3 separate regions of the Homo sapiens genome follow, and all the other regions are linked to region 2. Evidence: chromatin loops called from intact Hi-C (ENCODE). Cell type or tissue: right lobe of liver. All regions are shown on one strand. Each heading gives the region's core, and the rest is flanking DNA. Links, peaks and the distances in the headings are about the cores only.

What was found. A loop is a pair of places that touch in the nucleus more often than their neighbours do. Peaks named below come from ENCODE experiments on the same cell type or tissue, not always from the same donor. Only the 100,000 strongest peaks of a DNase experiment are listed, where the experiment ranks them.
Region 1: it touches region 2 in a loop (5-fold over the local background); 22 of 110 quality-filtered maps call a loop at or near these places.
Region 3: a loop joins it to region 2, with 4 times the contacts of the local background. A loop is called at or near these places in 100 of 110 quality-filtered maps.

The regions. Positions count from the first base shown.
Region 1 is chrX:43,344,702-43,355,411 of GRCh38, forward strand. No RefSeq gene overlaps it. Among named protein-coding and RNA genes, the nearest start is that of PINCR, 170 kb to the left of the region's middle. In right lobe of liver, for the core only: a CTCF peak has its summit at 4,879 (motif pointing right); a DNase peak (open chromatin) is centred at 4,910.
Region 2 is chrX:43,745,616-43,756,325 of GRCh38, forward strand. It overlaps MAOA (monoamine oxidase A), which reads left to right. Exons shown (of 15, transcript NM_000240.4): 15 at 1-1,202. Among named protein-coding and RNA genes, the nearest start is that of MAOA, 95 kb to the left of the region's middle. In right lobe of liver, for the core only: a CTCF peak has its summit at 4,975 (motif pointing left); a DNase peak (open chromatin) is centred at 4,926; H3K27ac peaks cover 1,523 bases; H3K27me3 peaks cover 664 bases.
Region 3 is chrX:43,554,377-43,565,086 of GRCh38, forward strand. No RefSeq gene overlaps it. Among named protein-coding and RNA genes, the nearest start is that of MAOA, 97 kb to the right of the region's middle. In right lobe of liver, for the core only: CTCF peaks have their summits at 3,650 (motif pointing left) and 5,469 (motif pointing right); DNase peaks (open chromatin) are centred at 3,625 and 9,721; H3K27ac peaks cover 337 bases; H3K27me3 peaks cover 489 bases.

The DNA.
Region 1 (10,710 bases), core at 1,018-9,017, 400 kb before region 2:
TATGGCTGCATAGTATTCTGTGGTACGTATATACAACATTTACTTTATCCAATACACCATTGATGGACACTTTGTTTGATCCCATGATTTTGCTATAGTGAATAGTGCTGTGATGAACATACAAGTGCAGGTTTCATTTAGATATGACTATTTCTTTTCCTTTTGGTAGCTGCTCAGTTGTGGAATTGCTGAGTCAAATGGTAGTTCTATTTTTAATTCTTTTTTTTTTTTTTCTGAGACAGAGTTTCACTCTGTTGCCCAGGCTGGAGTGCAGTGGTGTGATCTTGACTCCTGGGTTCAAGTGATTCTCCTGCCTCAGCCTCCCGAGTAGCTGGGACTACAGGCACCTGCCACCATGCCGAGCTAATTTTTTTAATTTTTAGTAGAGACAAGAATTCATTATGTTGGCTAGGCTTGTCTCAAACTCCTGACCTCAAGTGATCCACCTGCCTCAGCCTCCCAAAGTGCTGCAATTATAGGCGTGAGCCACCGCACCCAGTCTGTTTTTAATTCTTTGAGAAATATCCCTACTGTTGTTCATAGAGGTTGAACTAATTTATATTCCCACCAACATTGTATAAGCATTCCTTTCTGTCCACATCTTCACTCACATGTCTTATTTTGTGACTTACTAATAATAGCCATTCTGACTGGTGTGAGATGATATCTCATTGTGGTTTTAATTTTCATTTCTCTAATGATTAGTGATGCTGAACATGTTTTCATTATTTGTTGGCTGCTTGTCTGACTTCTTTTGAGAAGTGTCTGTGTCCTTGGCCTACTTTTTAATGGGGCTACTTGTTTTCTCTTGTTGATTTGTTTAAGTTACTTACAGATCTGGGTGTTAGTCCTTTGTCAGATGCATAGATTGCAAATATTTTCTCCCATTCTGAAGGTTGTCTGTTTACTCTGGCGATAGTTTCTTTGGCTGTGCAGAAGCTCTTTAATTTAATTAAGTCCCAATTGTCAAGTTTTATTTTGTTGCATTTGCTTTCAAGGTCTTAGTCATAAATTCTTCAGGCCAATATCCAGAATTGTTTTTCTTAGTTTTTTTCCTTATATTTTTATCACTTAAGGTCTTACATTTAATTCTTTAATCCATCTTAAGTTAGTTTTTGTGTCGGGGTCCAGTTTCATTCTTCTGCATATAGTTAGCCAGCTTTCCCAACACCATTTATTGAATAAGATGTTCTTTCCCCACTGTTTATTTTTCTTGACTTCGTCAAGCATTAGTTGGTTATAAGTGTGTGGATTTATTTCTAGTTTCTCTATTCTATGCCATTGATCTATGTGTTTATTTTTGTATTAGCAGCATGCTGTTTTGGTTACTATATCCTTGTATTATAGCTTGAAGTGGGGTAACATGATGGCTTTGGCTTGGTTCCTTTTGCTTAGGACTGCTTTGGCTATTCAGGTTCTTTTTTGTTCCATATGAATTTTAGAATTTTTACTTCTAGTTCTGTGAAAAATAATGTTGGTAATTTGATAGGAATTGTGTTGAATCTGTAGATTGCTTTAGGAAGTATGGTCATTTTATCAATATTAATTCTTTCAATCTGTGGGCATTGAATGTTTTTCCATTTGTTTGTATCATCTATTGTTTCTTTCATCACTGTTTTGTAGTCCTCCTGGTAGGGATCTTTCAACTCCTTTGTTAAATGTATTCCTAGGGGTTATTTTGTGTGTGATTATTGTAAATCAGATTTAGTTCTTTATTCGATTATCAGCTTGAATGTTATTGGTGTATAAAAATGCTACTGATTTTTGTATCTTCATTTTGTATCCTGAAATTTTACTGAAGTCATTTATCAGGTCCAGGAGTCATTCAGATGAATCTTTAGGGTTTTGTAGGCATAGGATTATATTGTCAGTGAACACAGATAATTTGACTTCTTCTTTTGTAATTTAGATGCCTTTTATTTTTTTCTCTTGCCTGATTGCTCTTGCTAGAACTTCTAGTATTATGTTGAATAGGAGTGGTAAGAGTGGACGTCCTCATCTTGTTCCAGTTCTTAGGAAGAATGTTGTTAACTTTTATCCATTTGGCATGAATGTTGGCTGTGGGTTTGTCATATATGGCTCTTATTATTTTGAGATATGTTCCTTTGATGCATAGTTTATTGAGGGTTTTTATCATAAAGGGATGTTAGATTTTTATCAAATGCTTTCCAGGAATTTATCCATTTCCTCTAGGTTTTCTAGAGTGTGTGCACAGAGATATTTATAGTAGTCTCTGAGGATCATTTTGTAATTCTCTGGTATCAGTTGTAATGTCAACTTTGTCATTTCTGATTTTGCTTATTTGAATCTTTTCTCTTTTTTTCCTTGATTAATCTAGCTAGTGGTCTATCGATCTTGTTTATCCTTTGAAAGAACTCACTTCTCCTTTTATTGGTCCTTTGTATGTGATTTTGTTCTGAATTTCACTTAGTTCTGCTCTGATTTTTATTACTTCTTTACTTGTGTTAGCTTTGAGATTGTTTGCTCCTGTATTTCTACTTTAGTGTGACATTAAGTTAATTTGAGATCTTTCTGTATTTTTGATGTAGGCATTTAGCACTGTAACCTTTCCTTTTAACATTACTTTTGCTATATTCCAGAGGTTTTGGTAGGTTGTGTCTCTATTTTCATTTATTTCCATTTTTTAAATTCCCAGCTTAACTTTATTTTTTACCCATTTTATTCAGGAACTAATTGTTTAGTTTCCATGTACTTATGTGGTTTTGAGAGTTCCTCTTGGTATTGATTTCTAATTTTATTCCACTGTGGTCCAAGAAGATGCTTGATATGATTTTGATTTTTCAAATTTATTGAGACTTGCTTTATGAGCAAGCATGTGGCCAATTTTCAAGAATATTTCATGCACAGGTGAGAAAAATGTATACTCTGTGATTGTTAGGTATTCTCTAGATGTATATTAGGTCCATTTGGTCAAGAGTCCAACTTAAGTCCCAATTTTCTTCGTTAGTTTTTTGCCTTGATTTGTCTAGTGCTGTCAGTGGAGTGTTGAATTCCCCCAATATTATTGTATGACTATCTCTTTTATTAGGTGTAGTAGTATTTGTTATATAAATCTAGATGCTTCATGTTGGGTGTACATGTATTTTGTATAGTTAAATCTTCTTGTTGCACCCTTTATCTTTATATAATGACCTTTTTTGTCTTTTTTTTTTTTTTAACTCTTGTGGTTTAAAGTCTGTTTTTTCTGATACAATAGTGACCCCTGCTCTTTTTTGTTTTCCATTTGCATGATAGATCTTTCTCCATCTCTTTACTTTGAGCCTGTGGGAGTCATTACATGTGAGATGGGTCTTGAAGGCAGCAGAAGGTTGGATCCTGTTTTTGATACAATTTGCCAGTCTATATCTTTAAAATGATGCGTTTAGGCCATTTATGTTCAAGGTTAATATTGATATATGAGGTTTTGCTCCTGTCATACTGTTTTTAGGTAGTTGCTTTGTAGTCTCAATTATGTAATTGCTATATGAGTTCTGTAAACTTTGTATTTATGTGTGTTTTTATGGTAGCAAGTACCATTCTTTCATTTCCACGTTTAAAACTCCTTTGAGCATTTATTGTAGGGCTATTCTGGTGGTGATAAATTCCCTTAGTGTTTTCTTGTCTGGGAAACACTTCATTTCTTCTTCACATATGAAGCTTAGTTTGTCAGGATATGAAATTCTTGGCTGGTATTTTTTTTTTCTTTAAGAAGGCTAAAAATCGGCCCCCAATGTCTTCTAGCTTGTGTGGTTTCTCCAGAGAAGTCTGATGTTAGTCTGATAGGATTTTATTTATAGATAGTTTTGCCCTTTTCTCTAGTAGCCTTTAACATTTTTCCTTTTGCCTTGATCTTGGATGCTGTGTTAACTAAATGTCATGGGAATGGTTGTCTTGTATAGTATCTCACAGGTTTTCTCTGAATTTTTTGTATCTAGATATCAACTTCTCTAACAAGATCAGGGAAATTTTCCTGAATTTTTCCTGAAATTTCCCTCAAACATGTTTTCCAAGTTGCTTACTTTTACTTTTTCTCTCTCAGGAATGCCAATCAGTCATAGGTTTGGTTGCTTTACATAATTCCACATTTCTTAAATACTTTGTTCATTTTTTAAAATTATTTTTTATTTATTTTTGTCTGACTGTGTTAATTCAAACAACCAGTCTTCAAGCTCTGACATTCTTTCTTCTGCTCAGTCTAGTCTATTATTAAAGCTTCCAACTTATGTTTTGAAATTCCCTTAGAGAATGTTTGAATTCCAGAATTTCTATTTGTTTTTTTCTAAATCTAGCTGTCTCATCTTTCACACCCTTAATAATTTGTCTGGTTTCTTTGCATTGTATTTCAACATACTCTTGGATCTCGTTGAGTTTCCTTGCAATCCGTATTTTGAATTCTTTGTCTGTTATTTCAGACTTTTCCATTTTTTAGAATCCTTTGCTAGAGACCTAGTGTGATTTTTTGGAGGTGTCAAGACACTCTGGCTTTTTGTACTGCCAGAGGTGTTTCACTGATTCCTTCTCATCTGAGGGAGCTGTTGCATCTTATATTTGAAATTGCTATTGTTTGAAGGAGACTTTTTTTATTTTTTATTCTTTTTTTCCTTGAGGGTATTACTGTGACATATGTTATGTGTGATCATTTGGCTTTGTTTCTGGGTGCTTGCAAGGGGCCAAGGCTCTGTATGGGTTCCTTGGTTGTGGGTAGCTTCTGTGTGATGGCTTTCTCAGATGCTGCTTGTTACAGTGATGTACTGGATGTATGAGCCAACATACTATCTCCTGTGGGATGAGGGTCCATAGGTCTCAGGAAGCTTATCTTATGGACTAACACTAAGCCTTTCTGGCAGCAGGTTTTCTATTTGGTGGTGCAGTTCAGACTGCAGTCCAGTAGGTGGCACTTAAGAGTAAGAGCTTGCCCCACTTTAGGTAGGCTGGCGAGGAGTGGAAGCACTCACCCTGATGGGGAGGTGGCAAGAAGACTAAAGTATACTGAGGTTTCAGGGAAAATGGGGGTGAACCAGCTTCTCATCCTGAGCCACCAGGAATGCAATCTTATTCCCTATCATGCCTGGCACAGGACCCATGACCTTCAGTTCATATACACTTTGTCCTTTGGTTCCCAGCTACAATGCATCTATGGACCATGGATATACCTCTCTGACTGCTACCACCAAAATGGGCTCAGGGCAGAGCCTCTTCCCTGGATCTAGGGAAGGTAACTCTGCATCTTGTCTGTCTTCCATTGCTGAGACACTACTGCTCTGTGTGTGGGGTGGGGGTGGGGAGTTGGGCCCCACCCTTCATTCAAGCTTAAGTGGTCAGGCTCACTTTCAGCAGAGGTGGAGCTGCCACAAAAAGCACAACAAATGCTTTCTCTGAGTGCATACCTGCCAGGTCCCAGTAGGAAGAACCATTTCTGCATCTGCAACAGTGGACGGGGGTGGGAAATGACCCCCTCTTCACGTCTGTTCCTGGCTGTCGGTGTTGTCCCCTTCAGCAATTGTTGCCACACTGTAAAAAGTAAAGTAGAGGTTCCTCTTCAAAGACTTTCCTCCCCATTTAATTAAAAATAAATAGTAACTTCTCTTAGAAGCAAAACGTATTCAAAGACCTGTGCTAACATTCAATATCTGCTAGCCGTAATAAAGAAATCAATGTACTTTATGTTCTTAGCTCCCACAATTTAGCCTAAATATTTGCCCTGGCATGCTTATACTGGTTCAAGCAACCATTAGGTCATAGCCTGTTCCTCTTCCTTATTTGAAGGCGTTTTTACCTTTCTTAGCATTCCACAAGTTACTTCTTCCTTCCTTCGTTCTCCTCTGCCTTTGCTTCTTTTAAAAAGTTCTAAGTTGGTAGCCAATCAGGACAAATACAGAATGTGAGGTCCTGTTCCAGCCAATGGAAACCAGACACAGCAGTAGGGTGGACGCGTCAGGTTATAAATGACCCTGTCTCCTTTGTTCGGTGTACCCTCATGGCAAAACTGCTGTCGAGTGTACCCTTTCTGCAGAAAGTATAAAAATGGCCTTGCTGAGGGAATTAAATTTATGTTCAAGTGCTATTTCTTTACGGCACCAGGGGACAAGCATTTCAAATACATACCCACATTTCTTTGGCCCAAGGGGGCCTTTAGCAGGCTACCCTCCTTCTACCTTAGGGGCAACCTGAATAGAGGGTTAGATCTCCAGAGGCCCTGCAGCTCCCTGGGGATCTGCTAGTCCCCTGTACTTGCCAAAGTCAGAGTGCATTGTGGGGTACATTTGCAGGGAATCTGGTGGTGTGGTGACTTAAGAGCAGAGAATTCATCGGGCAAAACAGTGACCCATGACAGATGCACAACCAGTATGCTGCCCACCATCTCAGTTCGGGTCTGAGAGGAGTGTGGGCACACCTGCATGAGGTGGTCACCTAGTTCTCTGTCCATGGGAAGTTGCTACCACTAGTATTGCCCTGGGTCACGAGGGCAGAGGGGCTCCCCAACTATTTGACAGTCAGCAGATTGTCACAGGGACGAGGGCAGCAGATAAGAACATGCACCTACTCTTTCCATGGGACTCAGAGTTCCTTGAGGGTCCACCTCTGGCAGACTCTTGCTGCTTTCCTTTTCTGGATTCTAGCTTCTTTCCATGGTCACTTTGACAGACTCTCTTCCCTCAGTTTTCCATTCAGAACATGTCCATTCACCATTAACTTTGATCTTCTTTCTGAGGAAAACTGGCATCTGATGCCCCTAGTCACTCATCTTGGCTGGGTGGTGTGGGGGGAGCCTCCTAATTGTAAATCTTTTTGCCTTTTGGTTCCAATTGCTAGGAAATTTCCATGACTGAAAGTTCCAGTTTTTAAATTAAATTTCCTATTTTTAATCATATTTATAATTTCTGATAACTCATTCTTAATCTCTGACGATAAAAATTTAATTCCTCTGCTCTCTGCATTTCCTCTCTGTTTTTGTCTCTTTTTCATGTTGATGGCTATCCCCAACCATCTGATAATCATTGGCGGGCCATTCGTATTTAAAACTGAAGTAACAATGAGTTGATTGGAAGCTCTTTGACCATAAGTGGGCCTTGTTCATGAATGGACTTCACAATTAAATAATCAAATGGCCAGACAGATTTTTCACTGAAAACCCCAAAATGTCAGTATTTATGGATCTTCTTTCTAGAGAAGTTTAGTCTTATCAGCAAATAATCTTCCAATCACCTGCCTGTGGTATCTGAGGCTGCCTGCCTTTGTTGTGGTGTTGAGTAAAAGTAGGGGATTGGAGTTTTACCTTTACTATACAGACTCTCACTCAGTGCCCTTTTATGCTCTGGCATTTCACTCCTGTTCTCCCTTATGTGTTAGCAAATTCCAGATTCTGGGATAGCCAATTCCAGAATCTCCTTGGTTCAAGTAACCCAGAAAATATATCACCTGTGCTTTGTGGGAGTGGGGAAGGACAGGAGTGATGACATAAAAAATCTCACCATTCTTGCTGATATTCCCCTGCCTGACTCCTACTGGCGGTGCTGTCTAGTGCCTCCATTTTCTAGCCTGTTCAGAGCAATTCAAGGTGAACTGGCTATATGTCACTAGTTTGCTAAATTATTTACCATTTCTCCATCCTTTTTCCATCTGTATTGTGGTTTGAGGTTAAAAAGTTCTTCTAGTTTTATTGAAGGTGAAATTTGTGTTTCTCTTTTGTTTCATCCTTGTGTTCAGAGATGGTTTTCAAAAGAAGAGTGTGGAAATTACTTTGCTCCATCATGTTAAAACCATATGTACCTCCTAATTTTATAAATACAGAAACCGAGACCATAGAAGATGAAATGATTTTCCTTCTATTTGTCCCATTGCTGCCATAGCCCGATTGGAAGCAAGTTATTTAATTATTAACCCTGTGCTTTTGTCAGCACACTACACTAAAATAGGTTCCATAAGGTGACACTAAAGTATTGCTTTCTTTTCTGATTAAATATATAGTACATATTCATCCACTGAAACCACTCTTGGCAAAGTCACAAATGATCTCCATGTTGCCAAATCTAATAGTCAATTATTAGTCCTCATCTGTTTAACTCATCAGTGGCATTTACAATATTGATGACTCCTTCCTCCTTGAAACACCTTTGTTCATTTAGCCTTCAGAACACTATTCTTAAATTTTCTTTTAACCTCACTGCTTCCTCCTTTTCTATCCTTTGGCTCTTCCTCATTTATCAAACCTCCAAACATTGAAGTGTACCAGAGCTCTATTTTCTTGTCATTATTTTCCTCCATCTGCTCTCATTCCTTAGGTAATCTGATTTGTCCCATTGCTTTAGATATTGTGATACTTCTACTTTTATACATCAACTTGAGCAGATTGCGGATGCCCAGACATCAGGTTAAACATTATTTCTAGATATGTCTATGAGAATGTTTCTAAATAAGATTAACATTTGAGTTGGTGAACTAAGTAGATGGTTCTCCCTAATGTGTGTAGGCATCACCCAGTCCACTGAAGGTCAGAATAGAGTAAAGGTGGAGAAAGAAACAAATTGCCCCTGCCCTTTTGCCTTACTGCTTCAGCTGGTACATCTCATCTCATCTTTTCCTACCTTCAGACTGGGATTTACATCATTGGCTCCCCTGGTTCTCAGGCCTTTATACTTGGTCTGAATTATACCACTAACTTTCCTGGGTCTCCAGCTTGCAGATGGCAGATCATGGGAATTCTCAACCTTCATAATTGTATGTGAGACAATTCCTTATAACAAAACATATGTGTGTGTGTGTGTGTGTGTGTGTGTGTGTGTGTGTGTGTGTGTATCCTATTAGTTCTGTTTATCTGGAGAACACTGACTAATACAAATATCATATATATACTTACAACTTCTAAAAGCCTGTCTTCAACCTCAATTTATTCACTGAATTTTAGACTTGTATATTCAACTAACTTAATATTGCTGTTCATTATAGTGACTAACCTCAACTTGCCTTTGGTGATTGAGTTCTGCCTCTTGGCTTTGCCAGTCTGGGATCCAATTACTCCTATTTCATTTAGGTTTTCTAATTGAGTGACTATGGTTCCCACTGTAAGTTCTGGCCTACACAGAAGAGTGATCATGGAGCTCTTCAAGATTGCTGGAGCTCCTCTTACAAATTTAGTCATCAATGTATTAGTGAAAAGTATGCTGCCTGGACTCTTCTGATATAAGTCTCAAATAAAAAATCCACTTTAACAGTCCAGTATCCCCAGCCTTTGTATTCCTTTCTCTGCATTAAACCAAGAAAGATTGGGCTTTTGTGTGTGTGTGTGTGTGTGTGTGTGTGTGTGTGTGTGTGTGTTTTTGAGACAGAGTTTCGCTCTTGTTGCCCAGGCTGGAGCGCAATGGCGTGACCTCAGCTCATCACAACCTCCACCTCCTGGGTTCAAGCTATGTCTCCTGCCTCAATCTGCCGAGTAGCTGGGATTATAGGCATACACCACGATGCCCTGCTAATTTTTTGTGTGTATTTTTAATAGAGACAGGGTTTCTCCATGTTGGTCAGGCTGGTCTCGAACTCCCGACCTCAGGTGATCCGCCTGCCTTGGCCTCCCAAAGTGCTGAGATTACAGATGTGAGCCACCACACCTGGCCAAGATTGGGCATTTCTAATTCACTTGTGGTGGGCCATCTTTTGGTTCATATTTTAGCCAACTAACCAAATAATTAAAGTCCTTTCTAACTCCCCAATCTGTAACATTAAATGCAGAATTCCTGATTATGGAGCCCATATCAATAAATTCAGCCTGATCTAACATTATGTTCCTTCCAGCATTATCCCATATCCTGAATATCCTTTCCCACACATATTCCCTGGATTTCTACTTGTATAAATTAGAGAAATCAAGAAGTTATTTTGGAATATAGTGCATCTCCTCATGGGTCACACTTTGACTTTAAAAGTCTTCTGTAACTTGAATCTAGTTATAGGTCTAAACACAAAGAGGGGTGGTGGAGGTAAGTCATGAGGAGAATCTGAATTGTCTTGCATGGGAACTGCCTCAGTGGAGGCCATTAAAATTTCCTAAGGCAATGCAGGCTTAATCTACTCAGACAGAAATGAAAAGGGTGACACTACTGTGAACTGGGAGGACAATTCCACTGGGGATTGGGAGGCTGCTTCCACTGGATGTGGAGAAAGCTCTTCTACTGGCAAAGAAGCCTTATCAGAATATAGGGGCTCAAAGTCCCCAGCTTTATCAGGGTCTTCTCAGACATCTTCATTCCAACTTACAGGATCCCATTCTTTACCATTCAATGCCCTCACTTTAACAGTAGATATCCTGCGAGGCTGGGAGTTAAATTTGCATTGTAATTCAGCCAATCTCAGGATGAAGTCCTGCATTTTATTTCCAGCAATTTCAGCCCTGCAGCTACAGGAGATCAGGTTCTCCCTTGGGGCATACCTAAAAGCTCTTAAGTAATTTATGTAGTGCTTGAGGTGGGAATTTTAATCCCTGAGCTCATTCTTTTATTTCACCACTTTGTCTAACAACATTAGGAGCAACCAACCAATGCCATTATATTCCTTATTTTTCCAAATATGTTCAAGACTATCATACACAGAGTCATTTAACACCTTGCTTTATATAAGTGGTTAACTAGGAGTATCTAATGCAGATATTTTGTGTATCTTTATAAACAAGTCATGCCATGAACTATCAGTGATCTTTTTACTACTGGAAAAAGACTCATG
Region 2 (10,710 bases), core at 1,189-9,188:
TAATTTCCTTAAAGCAAGCTCACTTGCTTTAGTTGTTAAGTTTTATAAAAGACATGAAATTGAGTCATTTTATATATGAAAACTAAGTTCTCTATCTTAGGAGTAATGTCGGCCCACAAGGGTGCCCACCTCTTGTTTTCCCCTTTTAAAAACTCAGATTTTTAAAAGCCCTTTCCAAAGGTTTCAACTGTAAAATACTTCTTTTTACAATGTATCAACATATTTTTATTTAAGGGGAATTAACAATTGCCAGGGAAACCAGCCAACCCAAGTTTATTATATCATTAACCTTATCATAAATTCAAACCTAAGTTGCTGGACCCTGGTGTGAGGACATAAATCTTCCAAAGTTTTGCCTATCCTAAGAGCTGCATTTTTCTACTGCTCTTTACCTTGCATTTTAGCTAATTTAGGAGTTTTGAGAATGTATTGGATACGCTCCAGTACATAAGGAGTTGCCGCATATTATATCAGACTGCTTTGAGAAATCTCATCCCTAGTCTATTGCAGTTGTTTCTATTAGCTTACTGATTAACTCAGTCCTGACACACCTTTTGGGAAATGCTGATTTAAACTTCTTAACTGGCAACAGTTGGAACAGTAATCAGTTTGCTAACATATTTAAAGTCTTGAATGTTGAAGAACTCATGTGATTTACCCTTTTCAACTTTTTGGAAAACGATTTAATTTATTCTAATTAGATTAACCCTATTAATCTATGGATTGGGTATCAAAATGAATGCCAGTCCAGATGTGCCTAGACACGAAATTGGAGCTGAGGACTCTCACGATATGCAAGTTCATCCAACGTGAAGATACCATAAGCTTTTTCTCTGAACCAGAGAAATGAAAGTCAGTTTAAGAGGCTGATAGATCTTGGCCCTGTTAAGGCATCCACTTCACAGTTCTGAAGGCTGAGTCAGCCCCACTCCACAGTTAGGCCAAGAATTAGATTTTAAAACTTCATCTGTCTGTCCCAGTTAACTGTTAAATAAGGCCTCATCCTCCACTGAAGAGTATGGATTGAAGGATTGTGAACTATGTTTAGTGTGATTGTGAACTTGGTGCCTAATGTTCCATGTCTGAAGTTTGCCCCAGTGCTACACGTTGGAGTATACCTATGTGTGTGCTTTGCCACTGAAGTAAGATTTTGCCTGTATGGTACTGTTTTGTTTGTTAATAAAGTGCACTGCCACCCCCAATGCAGACTCGACTCCTGTATTTAGTTGATGGCTCTATGCAGAAAGTTCAATGGCTTCTTATAGCAGGAGGTCACAATGAGGCATTGTCCATGGAGGATAGGCTTAGGAAATTGTTTAATACCGACTGCAAATTCTCAAAGTTGAGTTTGACTCTCATGTGTTATTGAGGTTTTCTGGGAACTGATTAAACACTGAAATACTGTAGCCTGCCTAACTGGGCCACAGATGTGGATTCTGGTCCAAGTTTTCTCACCTAGTAGCTTATGATAACTTGAGCAAGTCACTTTGGTTCTCTCGGTCTCCACATCTGGAAAAGGTTGGGTTGCATTAGATGACTTCTGAGCATTCTTTTCACGGCAGCATAATGTGATCTATGCATTTTGTTGCCAGCACTGTAACTGTTTTTGCCTATTGGTATGCCAGGGGCAAAAAAATCAGTCTTTCTGTACCCTGGTTTACTCCTTGTCCTAGATTGGGTTCCCTGGAAACAGACTCTAAGATACAGAGTCAGGGCAAAAAGTTTATTGAAGACAATCCTCAGGAAATACACCTAAGAGGGTGAGGAAGGTAGGATTGGGCAGGAGAGTCGACCTACAATGCAGTTGCAACTACAGGTTCTAATGAGGAGCTAGGAAGACCCTTCAGAAGTATCCCTCATTGAGACAAGGAGGTCTGGACTCTGTGACCCTTCATCAGCCTCCCCCTGAGAGAGGGTGTTACCTTGAGTAAGGCAGGTTCAAGGACAATTTCTAGTGAGGAACTGTAGCTGGGATCTTCGACCAGCCTGTATTCCCTGCAGATCCAGGGTGGAGCACTGCATTATCTACTTTATTCTCATAGAAAGTTGCCTTGTCATGTAAAAGACATTGTGGACTTGAGCTTTGGCTTTATAGATAGAATGGAGCTCTCGCTGTGAACCTATCCCTGTTAGGTAAGGGAACTTCCTTTAGAGGGTTGTATTTCTGCACTATTCTTTACATGGAAGAAAAAAAAATCAGAATTGGAAGGAACCCTGGAAATAATTCAATCTCTGTCTCAATGAATGAGCCCCATCTACAGAAAACTAACAGAAAGATCAAAGGGAAAAATAAGCATTTCTAAAGAGGAGTCCTAAATTCAATGTCTTCAGGAGTTGGGCAGCTAAAAACGAACAGCAGCAGACATAAGACATTTGGGAATACTGAGGACTGGCTGACCTAGGAAGTATGTGCCCTTCTAAAGAGCATTTATATTCAAATTCCTTGAAAAGATTGCTGATCAATTAAAACACATTTGGGGTGGGTGCAGTGGCTCACACCTCTAATCCCAGCACTTTGGGAGGCCGAGGCAGGTGGATTATTTGAGGTAAGGAGTTCAAGACCAGCCTGACCAACATGGTGAAATCCTGTCTCTACTAAAAATACAAAAATTAGCCCAGCGTGGTGGTGCATGCCTGTAATCCCAACTACTTGGGAGGCTGAGACAGGAGAATCACTTGAACCTGGGAGGCAGAGGTTGCAGTGAGCCGAGATCGCGCCATTGCACTCCAGCCTGGATGACAAGAGCAAAACTCTGTCTCAAAAAATAAAAGGCCGGGCACGGTGGCTCACGCCTGTAATCCCAGCACTTTGGGAGGCCAAGGCGGGCGGATCACGAGGTCAAGAGATCGAGACCATCCTGGCCAACATGGTGAAACCCCGTCTCTACTAAAAATACAAAAATTAGCTGGGCGTGGTGGCAAGTGCCTGTAGTCCCAGCTATTCAGGAAGCTGAGGCAGGAGAATCGCTTGAACTAGGGAGGCGGAGGTTGCAGTGAGCCAAGATCGTGCCACTGCACTCCAGCCCTGGTGACGGAGTGAGACTCTGTCTCAAAAAAAATAAAAAAATAAAAATAAATAAAATAAATAAAAATAAAATAAAATAAAAAATAAAACACATTTGAAGGCTTGGTTCACATGTCCAAGTTGTCTTCAAGTCCTTGATAAAGAAGTGCAAGGTTTGGTTTTGCATCACTTAAATGATGTATTTTCCATCACTTACAAGTTCTTTTTGGATGTCTGATTTTCTGAGAAATAAGCACAAAGATCAGCAACCACTTTGTAAAACTACCTGGAGTGAGTAGGAGAGGCCTGGGTTGGAATGGCAAAAAAGAAAAACAAAGACAGAAAAAAGTCTTCTTAGACCAGAAATCTCCCTTAAGAAATTACCCTTCCCCAGCCCAGCATACCGTGGCAGTGTTTATCTCCTGCTATGTGAATGTCACGATTGACGAGAGCAGTGTCAGACTTTATTGGAAAAACCACATATTTGCAGTGAGATAGAAATCACCGCTCTTCTATTAACATTTATTCTGTGCTATGATATAATTTCAGCAAACAGGACATCAACATTGAGTGTATTAATTTTTTCAAACTATACTCCTTGCTTTACACTGAGGTGGTGGTAAATGTGCAAGGCATGCCCCTTAGCCTAAGGAAGCTGACTGAGACATTAGAGGAAGAGGATGAAAACAAAGGAAGGTACTAGGTAATAGTAACAGTTCTCTTTCCTCTATCAGAGCCCAGGGCTTGGCTCTCTTCCTTGATCAAGGCCATTCTTTTCAGAGTTTGAAGGCAAAAGCAGGTCTCAAAGTGACAGTAGATGTGAACTGGTTGTCTCAGCCTGGAGCCAAGTTTCTGAAAAGCAGCTTTGGAAGCCTCATGTGAAAAAGCTGGCTTGAGGAAACTTGCCATTCATTCAAGGTGGGCTGTGGGCCCTTCAAGTAAGACCTCCCCTTAATGCACGTGTGATCCATCAAAGGCTACTATTTATTTACACTCCAAACAGTAACACCTCAATGGGAACCAGGTTTTCCTATTAATGGGCCTCATATATTTTCCACAAACCACCGAGGTCTATGGGTGAAATAGAGTGGAGGAAAGAGGTGTGGGTGTGTGCTGGGGGATGGGGAGGTAGGGACAGGGAAAGAGACGAAGATTGGCGGGGGTGGGGTGCTTAAAGGTCCACAGAGTAGTGCAGTAATGAGAATCTTGATGGATTGATATAGGGCACCCCTGCACCTTGTGTCATTTACTTTTTACATGCCCCTAGATAAGTACTGTGGCTTGAAGTACCTGTCTTACAGAATTGATGGGAAAACAGAGATAATGCAGGTAACGGCTTAATGCAGCAAGCACTCAGTAGGCATCAGCTCTTCTCCATCAACCTTTTAGAATAGCAGAAAGGAAGCACTGCTTAAGTTTTGCGAGCAGTTATTACCTTGAATTTCTTACAATCATTCAACACCTACTTATTGAGCACCTACTATGTGGTAGGTAGGCACCATGCTGTGATTCAGCAGTGTACAAGACACAGCCCACCTCATGGAGCACACAGTTGATTGTAGATACTGTGGAACACATTAATTGTGGCTCTGGTCAGTGCTATTACAGAAAAGCATGAGGTGCTAGGAATGCAGGGGAAGCACGATTTAAGAGGAAGTTACCAGAATCCTCAGGCCTCCATAAGCATCACTGTGTGGCAAGAGACTAAGGACACCACATAGTGAGACAGGAAGTAAAAAATAGAAATGGCATGACTAAATGGTAAAGAAAACCACATCTGCAACTAATAAGTGCTGACTGTTAAGTCCTATTTGTCCCATTGACCGTAGTTCACCCCATCAGTCTTTTACTGTTCCCCTGTCTGCCCAGCCCTTCTCTGCACTTGGAGCTCTTTAACGACTGTGATTGACTATCTTCCAGCACCTGTGCTAGGGGGCGGCCCCAATTTGTTTTAAAAGAGTGCCATCTTCTGGCCAATTAGTGTTGTTTCCTTCTAGTGGAAATCCTAAAGTATTCAAGACAGCCTCGCTCTTGGGGAAACTAAGAAGCGTCACCTCCACCCAGAATTTCCTCCAACACATTTGCCTGCACTCTCTTACTTTGTTTTCAGTTGTGACATGGATCAATATTGATATCTAATATTTGCAGCCTTTCCTCTGCCCTAATCTCTCAGGAAGGTTTTTTGTTAGAACTTCTTGGTTTTTCAGCCTCTGTTGTGTGCATCTGGGTAATGGGTGAAAAGAACATCGATGGGAGATGAGACAGGTGGAATTGCTTTCACCTTAGAAAGGGCAGGGAAGTAATCTGGGGAAAGCAGGAGAAGGGAGCTGGGGAGAGGAGAAAGTTTCAGAAAGGCAACTTGGGGCTGTGGAGGAGTGCAGCTGGACAGAAGAAGGGGTTTTCTCTTTCGATTTTATTTTAAGTTCTGGGATACATGTGCAGAACATGAAGGTTTGTTGCATAGATATACATGTGCCATGGTGGTTTGCTGCACCTATCAACCCGTCATCTAGGTCTTAAGCCCTGCATGCATTAGGTATTTGTCCTAATGCTCTCCGTCCTCTTGCCCCCTCAGGCCCTGGTGTGTGATGTTCCTCTCCCTGTGTCCATGTGTTCTCATTGTTCAACTCCCACTTATGAGTGAGAACATGCAGTGTTTGGTTTTCTGTTCCTGCGTTAGTTTGCTGAGAATGATGGGAGAAGAAGGGGCTTTCAAAAGCTGTTTTGACAACCTAAGGAGATGGAAGGAAAGAAGGAAAGAAGGAAGGAAGGAAGCTTCCTAAGTTTGGCTAGGAGTTTTGTGGTATAGTAAATATTTACATTACTTTTAAGATTTGGGCGTCAAAATTGTGTTTCTTTTAGGCACTGTATAGTGCTTGGACCACCTTAGAGGTCCTCAGAGCACCCTAGATTATTTGGGGCTGTACAAATTCAGAAAACATACACCTAATAGTGGCTGGCATCTGGAATGGTACATAAGTGTCCCGTGGGTTCACTATATGGGATTTCAGTGGAACTAAACCTTGGCAACTCTGTCTTCAGCAAGATCAACATCTAAGCTGGTAAACTGTGTACCCCATGCCAGACATACACTAAATATGTAATACATCTGGCAGTGAATTAGGTTTACATTAAGAAAATGAGCAAAGGAGGTCTGTTTGCCTGGTGTCGTGTATTCATCTGGCTACTATAGACTATTCTATCACATCAACTAGCAAACATGGAAGATGCAGGTATGAGGTCCCTAGATGAGTCCAATGAGGCAGCTGGTATTAGATGGGCCTTATATTTAGACTGTGTAGAGCTGGCTGGAGGATACATCTGAAAGGTAAGTCCACTGAGAGATGGGGCCAGTTCAGACAGGCCAAAGGGAGTGAGGGTAAGTCAGCTTCTCCCTCAAGCAGCCTGACCACCTTTGCTATATCAGCCATTTTAATTTTGTTGGCTGTATTAATGTCCTATTGCCCCTGTAGCAAAATGGCACAAGCTTAGTAGCTTAAAACAACACAAGCTTATTATTTTACAGTTCTGGAAGTCAAAAGTTCAAAATGAGTCTTACAGGGCTAAAATCAAGGTGTTAGCAGGAATGGTTCCTTCTGGAAGCTCCAAGGGAGAACTCATTCCTTGCCTCTTTCTGTTTCCAAAGGCTGCTAGCATTCCTTGGCTTGTGGCTGCATCACTCCAATCTCTTGTTTCCATGGATGCACCATCTCCTCCTCACTTTGAGCCTCCTGCCTCCCTCTTAAGAGAACCTTTGTGAGTACATTGGGCCCATGAGGATTATCTCCCTATTTTATAATCCTTAATCACATCTGCAAAGTCCCTTTGCCATGTAAGGTAACATATTCATTTGCCCCAGAGTTAGGACGTGAACATCTTCAGCCAGGCTATTGTCTAGCCTACCATATGGGCCTCAATATTTTTGAAAACCAAGAGTTAAATGCCACAATTGGTCTGTCCTTAAATCCCTGCTGTTCCAGGCACCTGAATTTGGAGCAGCAAGTAGAACTTTTAATGATTTAAAACCACATGGCTCTGCCCTGCTTCCACCAATGCCTACCCTCTTCCCTATCACACACACACCCCAATATAGCTTCTATCCAGCTTTGTCTTCTACAAAGCCTGAAAAGGCTTGCATCTGGGATCCTGAGAAGCAAATGTATTTGTCTTACATAAGCACGAAACTAGATTCCAAGTTTGTACCTTTAATAAACGACAGAAGAGAAATTTCTATTCTTTAACCCCAATAACTGAATTTCTTTCAGACTCTGCACACAACTGAATACTGGACTTTCACATGAACCTGCTCAGGCATCCCTTTAGATGGCCAAGCCCCAAAGCAAGAGTATCCTACCAGGCACTTGCCAACCATTGACTTCCCAAAAGATCATCAGAAAACATGTCAATCAAGAAAAGCTAAGTTTATCAGACACATTGCATAAGGAAGAACATCGCATTGACAGTCTTACTAGTGTCTCAAAGTGGAAAAATTGGGGGAGGGTTCACAGGGTTTTCAATTTGGGGGTTGTTTTTAAGGCAGATCTTGCAAGGCAAAAAACTGGTTGGAATTGGAAAAGTTTATGATAGAGTAGTTGTGGATTGGTAGGCAAAGTAAAGTGGTGTCTTAAAGCAAGTCTTGATGAGCAAGCTGTTAGTCTTGATAAATAATCTATTTGTGTTACTTCAAAGCTTTGTATTCCAGGAGCAAGTATTTCCTGGGACAAGTAGCCAAGTTATTTTGACTGGTTCAGTATTGTTTAGCTTAGGGACAGGAAAGTCTGTTGGTTTCAGCTTCCTACCTTTAACACACAACTAGGAATACTTATTATTTCTAAAGGCACGTTCTGATTTCTTAGCCCTAAGAACTGTCTTTAGAAACAGATACTTTGTTAAGTCACCCTGTTTTGTAGGAAAGCGTAAATGTTAAAAGCTCAGGTTTCTGGAGCTGGCTAGGCCTGGGTTTGAATCTTGGTATTGAACATGCATTTTCTTATCTGTTAAATGGAGCTAGCTGTTCAGTTGTTCTGAGCATTCAATAGGATCACATAAGTGAAGTTGTTACAGTACTAACAATAAATGATAGCTTTAAAGAAATAAAGGATCTCTTTGTGGTCTACTATGATTCCTACTTCAAAAATACATCTCAAATTACTTTTCTCCACTAGTAACTCCTCTCTGATTAGTCATCTCTTGCTAAAATGCCCTGGTTTCCCTTTTACTACACCACCCGAGCAGCCCAAGTAGATCTTTTAAAACTGCAAATCTGATCCTGTCAGTCCAGACTCAAGCCCTTTCAATAGCTGCTCAATGAACTTTGGATATGACGCACTGTGGCTCCCAAGGCCTTGCATGCTCTTTTTTCTGCCTGTTTCCCTACCCTCGTCTCTGGTCACTCCACTCTCCCTCAGAACCTTCCAGCCATCTCGTTCTCATAAATCCTCAGATATATCCAGTTCTTTTCTGTCTTGGTTCCCTCTCCATGGAAGGTTATTTTCTCCATTCTTCAGTTGGCTAAATCCTTTAGGTTATTTCCCAAGGGATGAAATAGCACTTCCTCAGAGATGCATTTCCTGAGAAACCCCCCGGACAATTAATTCTCCATTATAATCTCTTATCACTGCTTTAAAAAAATTATTTTCCATAAGTGATTCGGGTACAGGTGGTATTTGGTTACATGAGTAAGTTCTTTAGTGGAGACTTGTGAGATCCTGATGCACCCATCACTCGAGCAGTATACACTGCACACTATTTGTTGTCTTTTATCCCTCGCCTCCCTCCCGCTCTTCCCCGCCAAGTCCCCAAAGTCCATTGTATCATTCTTATGCCTTTGTGTCCTCATAGCTTAGCTCTCACATATCAGGGAGAACATATGATGTTTGGTTTTCCATTCCTGAGTTACTTCACAAAAGAAGATATACAAATGGCCAACAAACATATGAAAGAATGCTCTTATCACTGCTTTTGTTTTCCCTCCATAAAGATTCACAATTACATATTTTTTGAAATGCTTGTTTAATGTCTCCCCAAATGACAGACCCCACCACGAATGGGTTGTATCTATGTAGAGATCTGGAGGCCATCAGTTCTCCAGTCAGAGGAATAGGAACTTGGGTGGCCACAGCCCCTAAGCTACTAGCTTCCATGCATTCAGTAACTGTATCCATTTACCCAGTGTGCCAAAACAAATGCAATCATTTTTTTTCTGTGTAATGTGATGTGAAAAAGGTTGGCAAGCACTGCCTTATGCCACTATTTTTGGTATAGATAGAGAGATAAGCAAGTAGCCATCAAGGATCCAGGTTTTACTACGAAACATCACTTGCATGAGAAAAAGTAAAACCCACTGTCATTTCCCAGGACCACAATTTCATATGGTGCCCAGTATCATAATGGTAATGACATACCTTCAAACATATCCAACTACAAATTCAAGTTTTCTGCTCTTTAATTATTTCACTTCCATTGTAACATGCCCTCAAAAGAATGAATTTAAATGAGCCAATTAGTAACCGAAGGTCAGTCTGGAAGAAATAATTGACAGAACCAGTCCTCAGATCTCACCAGGGCTCTTGGATTTAAACTGGAATCCAAGAGAGAAGCATTTATTCATTATTTATTTCATCCGATCATTTATGACAAGCCTGGCCTCTCAGGGAAGCTGGATATCTGGCTGAAATGCAAAATTAACAAATTAAAATTAACAAGCACAGAAAACAAAAACAAAAAAAATCCAGTCTCTCTCCAGCTTACTCCAAGGGCTAGGACTGACACCGGGTGTACCCAGGAAGGGTGCTCTTGGCTTCTCAGAGTTGGGCTAACCTTCTCCCCACCCCCACACATGAATCCATGGTAAAAATTTCCAGTTAGGTAAAGACAGAAGACAGTATTGGGATAATGTAAGCGTCGTTTGGCATCAGGTGGGTGCTTTTGAGCACTCAGCAGATCACATCCTTCACGGATCGGCATTGAGGGAAATGAGGGTTCTGCACAGCAGTCCCTCTGAGACAGGGAGAAGGGGCCCATGTATGGCACAATGCCCTCTCCTGGGACAGGGACAGACTCAGTATGGTGGGGTGGCCAGGGTGAGCAAAGGGAAACGACAGCCTTAGTGGTCAGGAAACAGTTAGCGGAGAAGATGGGCTTGCCGCACAAGGACTTAGCCATCCTCAGTCTGGGTTTCAGGCAAACAGGTCCAGGGTGTCTTTGTGGGGATGGGTTGGCAGAGGATAATAGCAGGAAATCTAGGAAACACACACTTTTAGGCTCAGACAGGAGAGCCCTACACATAAGGAGCAGAGGATAAGGAATTGCTAATGGCTACTGGGCATGGAGCCTTGGTCCTGTACCCTGAGGCAGACCCATCTCTGTGAGAGGATGGGATCTGAGATCTAGTCCGAGGCCTGTGGTCTGCACTGGGCACCTTAACTACCCTGTTTTCATCACAGATCCCTTTGGGGCAGGGATATGGCTGGCACCCAGGTGCTGCTGATGTCTTGCTCCCTGGTTGAATATGACTTTTTGCACGCCTGCTGAATACTGGGCCCTTGAATCCACCTGGATTAGCCTCTGCAGAACCTTGATTGAATAATCTGCCAGCAACACTGGGACCCTGCTGCTCTTCCCTGCCCGCCTATCTGGGTCACCCTACTAAGCTGTGCATATGGCGTTTTTGGCACTGCCAGCCTGGATGGGTTGGGGTGGAGAAA
Region 3 (10,710 bases), core at 1,882-9,881, 190 kb before region 2:
GGTGGTGAGAAATTTTTCCAGGAACCTACTATGAGAGAAGAAGATGAGGCCACAAACTATTTCTTGAGAGTCAAAGTTATTAAAACCAATTTTGGTGTTTGGAAGTATTTCTGTCTGAGGCCTAATGTTAGAAAAGAAAGCCATACGTTGATGAAAAAATTTTCCTGAGAATAGAAAGAGACTTGATCAGGATGCTGGCTTCTGCACCAGTATTTACATTGCCAAAAGAGAATATGGTCCTGGGTTTACGAAAAGACCAACTGAAGATTCTACACAAAATCTTCTCCTGGTCATGGGATTTAACCCCAAAGAAGTACCTGTGAGTGGAGATACTAACTAACAAAGCCTTGTAAGTGAAGAACTGTAACTTGGAGACCAAGGCAAATGTGAGATAATCTGTAATATGGGTAAAAGGAGATTCTAGCACCATATCAAAGAGAGCACCTCAGCTATCACAGGTCACTTAATAGAAACAGAATTGAATTGCATGGTAAAGGAAATCAAAATATTTTACCCCAAAATATATTTCTTTGACAAATTTTGAAATCGCTGTCATAGAGCCAGAAGATTGAGATGGAAGAAATTTGTATCTGTAGAGAATCTCTACTAAAGCAGCCAGGCCTTCCCTTTCTAGGCTTTTCCTGGATCTGGAAGAAGTCTACTAAAAGTCTGATAACTTTAAAAGTCTGAAAAGAAACACTTACAATTTATTCCCTCTGAGGGCTACTACCTATGAGGCTTCATCTATATAACAAGACTACTTTTGCTAGCCAAACCTCTTCCTTTCTCACTCCCATGACCTGTCTTGCCACGAAAACCTGATTTACCAACATATCTGTTTTGGGCCATGCTCTGAGCCTGCATTCTTTCTATTGCCTCGAGATAATAGATAAACTTCTGTACTCTGTTGGGGGGTTGGATCTTCCTTCTGAAGGATCCCATGTATACATGTTAAATAAATTTGTATGCCTTTTCTCCTATTAATCAATCTGCCTCATGTCCATGATTTTTCAGTGAGGGCCTTGGCCCCCACAAGGGCAAGACAAGTAGAACCCTTTGGAGTTCCAAGCAATTTCTTTGCTTTTCTCCTCCTCAGGGTGCAGCAAGGTGGACCCTTAGGATTGTAGGATTGGCTAAACCACTATTCTTGTGCTTGTTACAAAGAAGAAAACCTAGAGAGAGAGGGGCTAAACTCTCTGCTAATATGAATCTAAGAAGACAAGAGGGCTGGGTGGAGTGGCTCATGCCTGTAATCCTAGCACTTTGGGAGGCCAAGGCAGGTGGATTGTTTGAGCCCAGGAGTTCGAGACCAGTCTGGACAACATGGCAAAATCCTGTCTCTACAAAAAATATTAAATACCAAAAATTATCCGGGTGTGGTGGCATGTGCCTGTAGTCATAGCTGTTCAGGAGGCTGAGGTGGGAGGATCACCTGAGCCTGGGAGATCAGGGCTGCAGTGAGCCATGATTGTGACACTGCACTGCAGCTTGAGTGACAGAGTGAGACCTTGTCTCAAAAAAAAAAAAAAAAAGAAGAAGAAGAAGAAGGACAAGAGCAGCTTGGGGCATTGTACTTGGGGGGGCATTATTTTTTTTCCCTGAATCTAATGTGATCAGAAAATGTTGATTTGTAAAGCTATGTTTTGAACACCCCAACAAGAACTCCTAAGGGAAAATTACTCTAATTTGTTTTTGTATGATCTGTCTTGATTCCTGGGGATTTCATTTGAATATGGACTTGTACAAATCACAATCATCAGTAATATTTCTCTGAATCTTTTTCCCATGCCTGCTAAAGTAAGATCTTCGGGTTGGGGTGGAGGGAGAGGAAAGGACAGAGGCACTATTTCTAGGAGTCTCCAAGGGACACCTTGCCTGAGCCCACAGAAATATTTCTTTTTGCCACTCCATGGCATTAGCCATTTCTTTTTTCTGCTGTGTTTCCCTGTAGCTGAGATGTCAGGCCACCCATGCCCTCAAGAGGCAATGTCCTTCAGTTTATAACAACTCTGTCATCATAGGTGAGAGCCTTGGCACTGCCACGGGTGAGATAACATAACAGGGCAACTCACTGGGTTATTTAGAGCCTTTGTTCTACCATATCTGGGCTATGTTTTCCTCAGAAGCAGAGACAATTCCTCTTTCCTCATCTTGGCATTTTAAATGCTACTCCAAAACAAAGCTGCACTGTTTTAGATCCTGAGTAAAAGCATTTCAATGCAGCTATTCTGCCAGTTTTTTCCTGTAGTTTTCTCACCCCAGGACTTCAGCGTCAGTCAGTGGGGATTAGATTGGAGAACTGGCTGAGCAGTAGGACATGTTAATACTCAAAATCATCCCAACCCCGATTAACATGGGCATTGTTATTAGGAAGGACAGTTGAGACAATCCACTTTGTTTGGAGGAGTTATTTCCCAAGAGACTTCTTGATCTTTCATCGAAGGGGAAACCTGGTGACCCCTAGCTCCACTGAGCAGAGGCAAGAAGCTCACAGACAGACTCTTGCTACCCATGCAGAGATCATATTGCCCCATGTTTAGTGAAACACAGTGACTGGACAATGGGGGTGAAAAGTGAGGAGTGAGCACTCCGAAGCTTGAAGGCAGGGGTCAGGTGTCTCTACTTCTCTCTAGTATTTAGACCACACCCTCTTATATCTGTTATCCGCCTGGTGCTAATCTGTTGTGAGCACAAAAGATAAGAAGCAGAGAGACAAGGCAATGTCTTCTTTCCAAGTGAAGGTATATTGTGAGCATAGGTACTAACGGGAAGGTGGCAAATACGCTGGAAAATACCCTGACACATACAGCATTAGCACACAGGTATTTTTTGTTGGATGCTGTAAAATTCAGAGAAAGTTTGCCAAGAGGCAGAGTGAAAAAAAAAATTGGGTTATTATTTTAGAAACTGATTTTGAAAGAAGGAAGATTAAAAAAAGAAAAAAAGCCTTCTTACTAGAAGATACAGCTGACCTCAGAAATAAGCAGATGCGCCTCCACCACCAGGAGACAGTTTTAGAAAGGATTCCCCCTTGTTAGCTCAAGTTTATTCTTATCCCTAAGCACAAACTCCCTAGGGGATTTGGACACAGGCTGATTGCAGAATTCCATATGTTGAGAGCCAGAGTAGCATAATAGCAGGGAATACAGACTTTGAAAGCAACCTGCCTGTGTTGAAAGACCTTAGATGTGACATTTAACTAGCTGTGTGCTAGTGAGCAACTGACTTAACCTCTCTATGTCTCAGTTATCCCTTTTTGATAGATGAGGTGAGGACGCCTGCCTTACATAACTGCAGTAAGAATCACGTGGCTATATGTCAAAAGCGCTTAGCTCAGTTCTCTGCACATAATCATTCGAAAGATGTTGGCTTTAACATTTTGTTACCATCTAATTTTAAGATTGACACAGTAGAAATCAGAAATCTAATATGTATGCAGATATTTAGACTCAGGGCTCAACTTGCTTTAAAACTTTGTTCTAAAGAATATAATTTACTTAAGTATATTTGAATTTTTACAAGTTATTTGCACAAATGTGCAGAAATCCAATTGTATTACCAAACATGATTAAGACCCACCATCTTGAATCACGGAAAACACGTTTCCGGCAAAGCTGGGCTCTGAGATTATGGTACAGTGCTGACATCTGGTGGCAGCAAGCCCTGAAACATGAAATTGAAGTTCTCTCACTAAAAGGAAATAGGTAAACACCCATAAATAAGCCTTCATAAAGGAAATAGGTAAACACCCATAATAAGTTTTCATTGGGCGGATAGGTTTTAGAACTCCTTCAAACTCTAAAATATAAATGAGTCTTAGAATTTTTATAGATAAGAAACTCCAAATGACTAATAAACATACTAAAGATGCTTATCTCCCCTAAAAACCAAAGAAATGAAAACTGAAGCAATTAGATACCATTATACCATTTTTATCCAACAGACTGAGAAATAGTAAAAAGACTGATAATACTAATTGGAGATGAGTATGGAAAAATTGGGACTTTCAAACACTGCTGTCCAAATTTGAAGTGCTATTTTGCTGTACCAATAGACATTTAGCAGAATCTGGTAAAAGTGATGATGTGCATGGCCTGTAGCTCAGCAATTCTAGTTCAGGGTATGTATTCCAGACCCCAGGAAAAGCCTGTGCTCAAAGAAATGTGGTAAGGATACAAATAATACATGGCAGCATTATTTGTAACAGCAAAAAAAAAAAAAACCTGGAAACATCCTAAATGTTCAGCAATAGGATGATGGCTAATATGTCACATGCACATACTTAAAAGGATAAAACAGTAAAATGAAATGCACTAGAACCACATGCATCAACATGGATAAATCTTGAAAACAACAGTGAGACATGGAAACTTCAGAATGTCACATAGAGTATGCTATTTATTGAATATAAAAACACAAGAGAATACTATATATTGTTTTGGAAAACTAAACATATAATATAAAAATATAAAATGGGAAGAAACCCATCAACTTCAGGGTAGTGATTACCTTTAGGGAGGGAGGAGGGAGAATAGGATTGGGAAGGGGAATAAAGGAAGTTTAACTATAACTGCAATTTCAGTTATTAAAATTTCTTAATCTCTCTAACATTTTTATACCATTTATTTTTTGCTATTTATTGTATCCTTCAATATTTTCTGCACATTTATATACATACAATGGAATATTACTCAGCTATAAAAAGGAATGAAATTCTGATACATGCTACAACATTGATGAATCTTGAGGACATTATACTAAGTGAAATAAGCCAGTCATAAAAGGACAAATATTGTATAATCCCACTTCTATATAGTACCTAGAATAGGCAAATTCATAAAGACAGAAAGTAGAATAGAGTTTACTGGAGCTGGGGGTAGGAAGAATGAGGAGTTATTGTTTAATGGGTAGAGATTTTCTGTTTAGGATGATAAGGAAGTTCTAGAGATGGATGGTGGCAATGGTTGCACAACAATGTGAATGTACTTAATGCTACTGAATTACACACTTAAAAATAGTTACAATGGCTTTATGTTTATATATATATATATAACCACACATAAAAAAATTAAAAACCTATAAGTCAGTTCCTGCCCTTTGGGCAACCACTCCAAGCATGGCAGAGAAGTAGGATATCTCCATATCTGTGCTGGCAGTTGTACAGAAGTTGGTGGAGAGGCAAAGAGGTGGCTGTCGCTGGCATTTCTTTTTTTTTTTTTTTTTTTTTGAATTAGAGCTGTAGTAAGAGGATGAAACCAAAGTTTAGGTTTCGGCATCTAAAGACTAGAAAAATTGTATTTTATTGCTTCTTGAAATGCTAGCTTTTGCTGCCCTCTAACCAACAGGAGACCAGGGCCAGCTGAGCCTTCTTGTCTTTGAGTAAGGTCTGCTTCTTTCACTCCCCCTGGGCCCACCTCCCCTGGGGAGGTGTGACTTGATTCAATTTCCTGAGAATCTGGGGTGTAGTGAAAGGATGCCAGAAGGTGGCAGCAAAAGACCACCTCGTGGAAAAGACCTTCTGCTTTCTTCTCTTCACTCTCCTGGGCATCTGGCAGAAGTTGGCTTTGATTGCCAGGGTCCCCACCTCAATTCAAGATGAAGCCTAGTGTAGTAACACCATGCCTGGGGCCAAGAGAGACACACCAAGCACAAGGTAATCAAGAGGCAATAATTCAAGAAAGGGTGCTTCCAAAGGCAAGGGAAGGATAGGAAAAGATATAGGTGAACCTGGCCAGTTAAACTCAATGAAACTTCCTATGTTTGGGGCTCTGTGGACCCAAAGCTGGGTAAAGCAATCTCTTTCCTTGAGACATAGTCTAGTAAGAGAGATTAAATATATGCGCTTACATGAGGAAAAACAAAAGATCAAGGCCCAAGGTTTTTGGAATGAGCCCACGTTGGGTATTTTCCTTTCCCCTCCAGATCTACTTTTTCTACCCTTTTCCTTACCTCTCCCTGTCCAGAGATGCTGATCTGTATAGATTGGAAGCCAGAAGATAAAGGCACCTGTGAAAATGTTGGCAAGATGACAAGGAAATAGGTAAATGTGCTCAGGCTTTTATTCCCAGGACTCCCTCCTGTGATGTTGCCTTGGCCTGGCCCTGTTGCGGAAGATCTGTTCCTCTCAATGGGCCTGCTCTACAGGATTCTCTCTCATTCTAGTTTCCAGCAACCTTTCCTTCCCCTCATCTCTTCTAGCCTAGTGGTAGTAGTAGCTGCTTCTAGTCTTGGGTTCCTGCACTCTCTTGTAGTCCTCTTCACCCCACCTATGCTTTAATTAAACCCTTTGTAAATAAACCCTCCTTAAATGATCCTAATTCGTGTATGCCATCTGTTTCCTGTTGGGATCCTGCCTGACACAACACCTGGCTAAATTATATTCATCCTCTACAACTAAGCTCATATAAAACAAGGAATAGCAAGGAGTGGTTTACATGAAGGCTGTGGCATGTTTTCACAGAGGACTATGAGTAATTCAGTACCACCAGAAAATAAGTTATAAGACTAGACGTGGCAGTTCAGTTAAAGGTGACAAGGAGTTAATATGAGACACGAGGTTCTCTTGATCTGGCACCTAGCATCTTAAACTTATGTCTGAGGAATAAAGGCAGTTCTTAAAGGGCACCGATTAGTTAAGTGGTTTAGAATCTTGAATATAATTTCTACCCAACATAGAGATTTAAGACAGTAGTTAAGGCATAAAGTTAGCAACATGGAAACCAGTTAGGAAAAATTTACCACAACCTAAAGACATGGCAATTTGAACCAGATTTTTTTTTTTTAAGTTTTAAGTTCAGGGGTACATATGCACAATGTGCAGGTTTGTTACATAGGTAAATATGTGTCATGGGGTTTGTTGTACACATTATTTCATCAGCCAGGTATTAAGCCTAGTATCCATTAGTTATTTTTCCTGATACTCTTCCTCCTCCCACCTTCCATCCTCCAATAGGCCCCAGTGTGTGTAGTTCCCCTCTATGTGTCCATGTTGAACCAGATTCACGGTACTTGGAATGCATATGATAAATATTTAGAAGGTAAAACATCAATAGACCTGGATATTCAAATATTAGGGATGTCAAGGAATAAAATAAAACCACCAGAGGTTTAAAAATTACAAAATTGGGTGCTATGGTTTGAATGTTTCCTCTAAAACTCATGTTGAAATTTAACTGTCATTGCAACAGTATTAAAAGATAGGACCTTTAAGAGGTAAGACCTTTGGCTGGGTGCGGTGGATCACACCTGTAATCCTAGGACTTTGGGAGGCTGAGGCAGGCGGATCACCTGAGGTCGGGAGTTCAGGACCAGGCTGACCAACATGGAGAAATCCCGTTTCTACTAAAAAAATACAAAATTAGCCAGGCATAGTGGTGCATGCCTGTAATCCCAGCTACTCAGGAGGCTGAGGCAGGAGAATCTCTTGAACCCGAGAGGCAGAGGTTGCGGTGAGCCAAGATTGCACCATTGCACTCCAGCATGGGCAACAAGAGTGAAACTCCATCTCAAAAAAAAGAGGTAAGACCTTTAAGAGGTGATTAGGTCATGAGGACTTTTTCCTCATGAATAGATTAATGCCATTATCACAGGGGTGGACTAGTTAGCCCAAGAGTTTGGCCCTCTTTTTCTCGCTGTACCTTGTGCACTCTCACCTTCTCTCACCATGTGATGCCTTCCACCATGGGATGATGCAACATGAAGGATTTCACCACAGGCGGACCCTGAATCTTGGACTTCCCAGCCTCCAGAACCATGAGCCAAATTTATTTTGTTTATAAATTGTCCAGTCTCAGGTATTCTGTTCTAGTAACACAAAATGGACTAAGACATTTAGTCGATTAACTTCCTAGGCAAAGGAAAGCATGCCTTTGAAGAAATGCACTGATTTCTTCACTGAGAGAAAAAAATAGTTTTTAAATACCAGGCAGCAGGTTTCATAGTGGTTATACTAATTGAGGATTAAAAACTAGCACTCTGGCTAACATAGAATGAATCCATAGGTCTGACAAGGTTGGTTTACTCAATTCCTATTATTCATTGGTGAGGAAAGCATCATCAGTTAGGTCCAGTCAGTGTTTGGCTTACCAGGGGCACTCAAACAGTGTGGTTTTAGTTTTTTGAAAACAAAAATACTTCATCTGTTTACAGACAGTTGCAATGACGCACAACATTTAGTTTTGGTATTTCTTAGGCAAGTGTTGCTGTACTTAAAACATCTTCCTTTGGTAATGAGGGCACTGGGGAGGAGGACATGGGGGAAGGGAAGGTGATGAAAGCATTGAAGATCCTCTCAGGTTACTGCCTTACATGATGAATTGGATAAGAATACCATTGACTGTGGTCCTGAATACCAAAAAAAAAAAAAAAAGGGGGGGGGGTTATGGGTAGGCAGGTGATGAGAAAAAAAATCAGACATCTTGGCCATAGTGAATTTGAAATACCAGTGGGATAGACAAGTCTGCAATACAGAGGCTCTAAAGAAAGGCTTGAGATACAGCTCTGGCAGCCAGCATTGCTCAAGAGGAGCATGAAGAAAGGCAGTGAGCGAAGAAAGGCAGTGGGCAAAGAAAGATTGTGATGGTTAATTTTACATGTCAACTTGGCTGGGCAAACAATGCCGGGATATTCAGTCAGACATTATTCTGGATGTTTCTCTGAAGGTGTTTTTGGATGAGATTAACATTTAAATTGGTGGACTTTCCCTCCATAATGTGAGTGTGCCTCATCCAATCAGCTGAAGGCCTGAATTGAAGAAAAGACCAACTCCCCCCAAGCAAAGAGGAATCTGGCCAGCCGATGGTCTTCTGACTTGAACTGCAACATCAGCTCTTCCCTGGGTTTCCAGTCTGAAGGAATTCAGACCTGAACTGTAGATTTTGGACTTGCCAGCCTCCATAATCACATGAGTCTATTCCTTAAGTGGCTCTACATACACACACATCCTACTGGTTCTGTTTCTCTGAAGAACCCTGACTAACACAGACATCTATCCCTCAGCCTTTTGCTATTTACATTAAAGTAGGAAAGTAACTATTTTCGGGTGGAATGAAAACATCTTTCCTTTCCTGAAAGGAATAGAGATCCTTGACAGCAGGAAATACATATTAGTCAAGCTTATACCACCCATCCCTAACCCTGCCCCTCATCCAGGATATGGAGAACCAGTTTTCTGTTGCTCATAATTTTAACTCTAGTGATACTGACACTAGATAATGACTCTGGTGATAGGACTATTAAGTCTCCTCCTGACTGGCCATCAGACTTCTTCTGAGGGAAAAAAAGAGACCCTATCTCTAAAGGGATTGATGAAAGAAAATAGGGCCAGCTTCTCCATATCTTGTTCCTGCAAAGGTAAGGCATAGTTTTGGGCACTGTCCTCTTGAGGAGAAGTTTTAGCATCTCCAGACTCATTCTGTTTCATAAGGCTAACAAGAAACCCTGAGTGGGCATCTGCTTGAGAATCACTGACCTAGGGTACTTCTTTTCAAACTCTAACATGCATATGAATCACTTGGGGACCCTGTTACAAAGCAGATTCTGATTCAGCAAGTCCTGAGTAGGGCCTGAGCATCTACATTTCTAGGAACCTCCTGAGTTATGCCTATTCTGTCAATTCATGGTCCCCAGTTTAGTAGCAAAGTCCTAAAGAGCAGGAAGTTACAAATGCCCAACTGACTTCTTTACAAAAATCAGGATAGCTTTTTGAAGAATTAGGCAACAGGCTTCACGTGGCCCAGTGGAGAGCTCTGAGTAATAACTGTTCTCTTGATAGTTGTCTTCTGTGCGCACATTTATTTTGGGGGACCTTACAGATAAGAGTAACTTGTTAAGGACTAGTCTCTTGTCCATCAGAAGTGAGAAGGGGAGATAAGGTATGTCAGCAATTCCTCATGTGTCTTGTCTTCGTGAAGTTTTTTCTCTTTTTTATTTTTCCAAGACTGAGTCTTGCTCTGTCACCCAGGCTGGAGTGCAGTGGCGCAATCTCGGCTCACTGCAACCTTTGCCTCCCAGGTTCAAGCAATTCTCCTGCCTCAGCCTCCTGAGTAGCTGGGATTACAGGCACCCACGACCATGCCTGGCTAATTTTTGTATTTTTAGTAGAGATGGGGTTTCACCACGTTGGCCAGGCTGGTCTCGAACACCTGACCTCGTGATCCGCCAGCCTCAGCCTCCCAAAGTGCTGGGATTACAGGCGTGAGCCACCGCGCCAAGCCCTGAAGTAATTTTTATAGGTTTAAAACTATATACACAGAGGCCTGGCTATTATGTGCTTGGCCTCACCCTCTTTGACCAGCACTAGATATTGCTCTCAATCAGGGTCTCTGCCGGTTTAAACAAACTGATTGTGAAAAGTTACAGTTAGCAAGTAGCATTTGTAATGAATTCCCCTCCTCCTGGTTCAACATCTAAATGTAAACATACCTCTATTATTTTCCATCAGTACTGTCACTGACAGGAATAGAACCCCACAACCATTATCCCATTACATTTATTTTTCTTGCTAATGAGTTTGCACTAGCAGCAACGGTCTACCCAGGATCCAACTTATGTCCCTGGTTCCACTAATACCAGATCCAACTTCCATTATGTGTGAAGTCACCTTTCCAAGCTACAGGCTTGCTTACTGCCTGTGGGATGTTGGGAACTTAGGAGACTGGATGTTTTGAACCTACCTCCAGTGAAATGTTCTATTGGGATGGATATGATTTG